Linked DNA regions of Homo sapiens: region 2 is linked to region 1. Evidence: chromatin contacts called from ENCODE Hi-C data. All regions are on one chromosome and are shown on one strand. Each heading gives the region's core, a stretch centred on a gene start or an enhancer-like site at or near the end of the contact. The rest is flanking DNA. Distances are from core to core; before and after follow the strand shown.

Region 1 (2,700 bases), core at 123-2,622:
ATTATTTAGTGAACTGTCTTAAATGCCATTGTCATTAAGGTATATTTGTGCGTGTGTCCAGCACATTCATTGGGACTGACTGTGTGACAGACATTGTGCCAGGTTCTGGACTGACCCAGGAAGCTCACAACTTTGAGTGATACATGTCAATAATAAATACATGTATCTTCTGTTACTTAGCAGAAAAGAGGAAGCCCTAACAGCTTGCAGAAGTCATAGCAGTGAGGGAAGGAATGCTCTACAGAAGATGACAGATAAGATGAGTGATGTTATTAATAACTTGTGTATCGGCACAGAGACATTATGGTTTTTGTCATGTTTGGGGCACTACAAGTCACTGGACTACACACTGGATGCAGTTGAGAGAATAGTTCAGATGAGGTTGAAAACAAAAGCAAGGATTTTTTTAATAGTCAAAAGCTTCAAAATTATTTTAAGCAAGAATATGTATGTGAAACAAGTTTTTCTTGAGAAATTGCAGTATTTTCTTTAGAAATATATACTTGAATATATTTAAGTACTATAAACTGTGTTTCCAAAGTCAGCTATTGTGGAATTGGCTGGGTGCAGTGGCTCACGCGCCTGTAATCCCAGAACTTTGGGAGGCCAAGGCGGGTGGATCACCAGAGGTCAGGAGTTGGAGACCAGCCTGGCCAACATGGTGAAACCCCATGTCTACTAAAAATACAAAACTTAGCCTGGCGTCGTGGCAGGCGCCTGTAATCCCAGCTACTCCCGAGGCCTAGGTAGGAGAATGGCTTGAACAGGGGAAGTGGAGGTTGCAGCGAGCCAAGATGGTGCCACTGCACTCCAGCCTGGGCGACAGGGCGACTCTGTCTCAAAAAAAAAAGTCATCCATTGTGAATGAATGTACAAAACGCTTATTAATAAGTGTAATATTAAAATATATCTTTTCTGAAAGTTTTAGTGACAAAACAAATTAGTTACAGATTTAATGTTACCAAAATTCATGTACATTGAAAATTTCGGGACATTTTATACTGGTGGTGGTGGGGTGGCATCTTAGCTTGGGTTTAAATATCATTAGTAATCGGATAGCTCTGTAGATGATTATCAGTATATAAAGACATCGTGAGCAGTATTTAATAAGAAGAGTTGCTGAAGTGACTTTTGCAGGAGGATGAATGCTTTTTTTAAAAAAAAAGTTTATACGTGCCTCTTCGCTCTTCCAAAAAAAAAAGAGAGAAGAAAAAGAAGAATAAAACGAGAGACGAAGGTGGATAACACCTTTCTCTAGACCCCGGTGCCTCTCATTTCTCGGGCTGCAGGCGACGGCTGCTGGGCCTGCGCGGGGTGGAGCCGACGCTGACGCGCCCTGCGCCGCAAAGCATTGTGGGAGCTCGGGCCCGCTAGTGTCGTGGTTGGAGGCGAGGTGGGGCGGCCGTTTGTTTTCTCGTGGTCTCGAGCTCGCGCGCTCTCATCCCCTCCCCCGCGGCGTGCGGCGGGGCGGAGAAACGGCGGCGGCGGCGGCGGCATCGGCAGCAGTAGCAGAGGCTGTAGCATCGGACACCCTCCTCTCTCCCGCAATCCGGTTCCTCTTCCCCCTCCTTCTCACTGTTTGTTGTGTGTTTGATGTGTTAAAGCAGGAGCGAGAACCCGAGCAGCGCCATGAGCAACACTACCGTCGTCCCCAGCACTGCAGGTCCGGGCCCCAGCGGCGGGCCCGGTGGCGGAGGTGGTGGTGGCGGCGGAGGCGGCGGCACCGAGGTAATCCAGGTGACTAATGTCTCCCCGAGCGCTAGCTCTGAGCAGATGCGGACTCTCTTCGGTTTCCTAGGCAAGATCGACGAACTGCGCCTCTTCCCGCCGGAGTGAGTATCGTCCACCATCACTGTTCCTGCTAACGCCGCCTCAGCCTGGGCCTAACACACACAATTTCCTTAGGCCCCTGTCGCTGCTTCCCCGGGCCAGGCTGCTTGAGTGGCTGGTGGCTGGTGGATTTACTTAAGACGGTTGTGTTCCAGGCCTACAAAAAAATGCAGAGAGGCAGGGCCAGGGCTTTTTGGAATTAGGAAACACTGGCTGTTATTCTCGGGAAATTTTTTTTTTCCGCCTTAAATTGTGCCAACGTGGTCGTTTGGCTTTGGGGACTTAACGCAAGACTAACCGCAGTCTGTACGTCGTATATAGGTTAAATCCCTTTTTTAAAAAACTGAGTATTTGTTCTTTGCGTTCTTGGAAGAAAGGTAACAAAATTATTCATGCCTGTGTTAATTTGGTGTTAAACTTTGTAGGTTGTTCACTTATTGTTATTGCTGTTATGTGGTTCTGGCCCAGCAATATAATTCAAAGATCATATTCTTTTTGACAGACGCTTAGTTTAGTGTGAGCCTGATTACTTAATTTGTATAATGTCAAAAAACGGGTTATAAACCAGAGATTTTCCTTTGTTTGAATAATATACAGATTTGTGATATTTCACAGTTGTTCTTGAGAAGGATTTTTATAAATGTTGAAATTTGAATTAGAGTGTATGACTTTTTATCCTTTTTGTCTCACTTTTATTTTGAAAATTATTTCTATCGCAAGAATATTAAGTGGATGAATTGTAAAGAAAAAATAGTTCAAAGAAGCTAAGAAGTAAGATAAAGTGTACTACTAAAACAGACAATTGGAATAATAATAATAGTCTTGTGCTTTTTGGAAGACTTATTGGTGGAGAAGTGACAATTCAAATGT
Region 2 (2,700 bases), core at 53-2,552, 2.1 Mb after region 1:
AAGAGAGAAGCAGAGACAGAGTGAGAGCAGCGAGTGAGACAGGCAGTGTGTACACATGTGTGAGTGACAATGTGGAACAGAGAAGGAGAGTATGCCTTTTAAAAACAGTGAGAGACAATCTGAATGTGGAAGTGGTTCTTACAGCATGGAAGTGCCAGTGCATGTGAGGATGTGAGAGTATGTGAGTTAGTATGTTTATGGAAATAAGATTTATGAGGGTGAGTAAATGGTACTGGAGGGGAACAGTGACCATGCCTGTGTGTGCCACAGGGGTGGGAAACGGTATGGGGAGAGGGATGAGAAATGGGAGTCAAAAGAGGGAAGACAGGGCACAGGATAGGGACATTAAGGAGGAATAAAAAAAATAGACAAAAAGAAAAAAGGGTAAAAGAGAGGAGGAAAGGGGATTAAATGTGAGGAACAGAAATTAGAGTCGTGGAGATAAAAATGAGAAAATATGAGAAGAAATTTTAAAAAGGAGGGAAAAAACAGAAAATAGAAAAGGTATGAAAAGAGATATTGGAGGGAAAAAGAGTTACAAGGAGGTGGGGAAAATGGTATAAGAGAATGAGGAAGGAGAAAAGAAAGAAAACAGAAAGCGGTAAAAGGAAAGAAAGATAAAGAGCAAGAAATCGAGCCTAAGTGTCCAAGTGAGAGGGAAAATAAATGGGAGCAGAGAACAGCAGTTTGAAAGAGTCGCTTATGCTGGAGTAAAATAGAAACAAACCTGATAAACTTGTCAGACTCTCCAGGAGTACCCCATGACAGTAAAACAGAGACCTTGTGCATTGAGTTTCAAAGTGGCACCTGCCCCTCCTTCTAAACCTGACAGTTCACTCATCCCCAGGCTACTTGGCGTTCCGGCAAAGTGCTTTAGCATCACGAGTCCAGCTTGCTACCTGCCCCAGCATAAACGGGCCGGGGCTCCGGGAAGAATCTGCACCTGGAATTCTTGGGATGTGGTCTTTCCATGATGAGCACCACCAGCATTATTGCTTGTGTTATAAAGAAGGCAAAGAGGGTTCAAAGAGAGACAGAAAGATAGACCGAAACAAGTACGAAAAGCACGCCGTTCTTCCTACCTAAGCACCGCCGTGTCCCCTTTTCTGACCATCATGTTGTCCACGGCCGCCCAGGGGAAGTCCACACTCTGTCCAGCCGGGAGGCAGGAGGGTAGCAGGCAGCACAGGCTGAGGAGCACCGCCGCCAGCCACTGGTTCGAGCAACAAGCACCCTGCACCAACAGCATCATGTCCATCCCTGCTAGGGCTGCTCACTCTCCAGCAGCTTTCAGCTCGCACTCCCCCACCCCCTGGTGCTGGCGAGTCTTCCCGGGAACCAGGCGGCGCGCCACAGGATTTTTTTTTTTTTTTTTTTTTTTTTTTTTTTTTGGTGGGTGGGTGGGTTTCTTTTCTTTCTTTCTTCCCCCCACCCCAGTTGTTGGGTGTTGTTTCTCTCTTTTTGTTTTTCGGTGTTTTTGCCTCCCCTCCTCCTCTTCGCTTTCCCTCCCTCCCTCCCCTCCCTCCCCCTGGCACCACACTACACCTCCTCTCGGTTGCTTTTGGCCGCGTCCGGAGTGTGTCTAATTCTCGGGCGGCTCGCACACCATCTAGCGAGGAGGCGAGCGCGCCGGCGAGTGAGGGAGGAGGCGCGGCGGCGGGGGAGGAGGCAGGGCGAGCGGCGGCGGCGGCGGCTGCAATCCCAGCAGCAGCAGCAGCAACAGCAACAGCAGCAGCAGAAGCAGCGCGGAGCGCTGCGCCGGCCGCCGGCTCCCGGGCTCGCGCGCGTTGCCAAGCGGCCGTTTCCTTAGCAACCCCGCCAGGGGACTGGGGATGGAGAAGGGAGGGGGATTAAAAAAATAATAAAAAAAGAAAGAAAAAAGATAGCAAGAAAAAAAAAAGAAAAGCAAGACAACGAAAAAAAAAATAGGAGGAACTGTATCACAATTATGCAAACTAAGGGGGAAAGAGAGGCACCTTAGAATGAAGGCTCTCCTTACTGTCGTAAGCGCTAGAGGGATTCTTTGCTAGAAAAGTCTCCGTGTCAGGGCTGGGGTGAAGAGAGCTGAGGGGCGCTTTGCCTTCCCTCACCGGTGCGTTTTACCTCTCGAGGCACCGTAAGTTTGAAGTCCTCCAAGTTGTGGTCGGCGCCATCATGACGCCGGCGACTGTGAGTTGTTTTTTTGTTTATTTTCTTCTAATCTTGCCTGGGTGGCTACGCTGCAGTTAGCGAGCAGCCAACTAGTTCTCTCTGCGTTTTCTCGGGAATAGGTAGGGACGGTGGCGGGGCGCTGCTTTTTTGCGGGGACACGAGGAGGTGCAAGGCCTTGCGGCAGAGCAGCTTGCGTGTTTGTGGCGGTCGGCCCGTATGGATTGCAGGACGCCCCTCTTTTATCTGTGGGTGTTGACACTAAGTTGTGTGTGTGAGTAGGGGATTGTTTATGGTCAACATGGAGTGTGTGTGTGATAGAGAGCGTGTCGTGCGCGCGGGGGCCTGTGCACGCGCGGCACGCAGGCGCGCTGGGAGGGACGGGGCGGGTCATGCTGGGATGTAGAGTCGGGAAAAGACTGCAATCAAGTGTTTTAATTGTGTAGAGCCCAGGCGGTCCAGTTATGTAAGAGGCAGTTTAACCCATTTGAGCCTATCAGGCCGAATAATCGGCGCATCCGAGTCAAGGCAGGGCAGAGTTAAGGGGTTTAA

Evidence for each region. A loop is a pair of places that touch in the nucleus more often than their neighbours do. Pooled maps may share reads with other maps.
Region 2: a loop to region 1 is called in a pooled map, with 11 times the contacts of the local background. The contact joins the promoter of NEGR1 here to the promoter of SRSF11 in region 1. A Hi-C loop is called at or near these places in 6 of 50 pooled maps.

The regions. Positions count from the first base shown.
Region 1 is chr1:70,220,008-70,222,707 of GRCh38, forward strand. It overlaps SRSF11 (serine and arginine rich splicing factor 11), which reads left to right and starts at 1,373. Exons shown (of 12, transcript NM_001350605.2): 1 at 1,373-1,832. The coding sequence starts at 1,630. RefSeq lists an enhancer at 1,267-1,812 and a silencer at 1,708-1,757.
Region 2 is chr1:72,281,237-72,283,936 of GRCh38, forward strand. It overlaps NEGR1 (neuronal growth regulator 1), which reads right to left and starts at 1,303. Exons shown (of 7, transcript NM_173808.3): 1 at 1,083-1,303. The coding sequence starts at 1,258. LOC105378797 (a long non-coding RNA gene) reads left to right here and starts at 1,698. Exons shown (of 6, transcript XR_947506.3): 1 at 1,698-2,169. RefSeq lists silencers at 1,490-1,549, 1,650-1,739.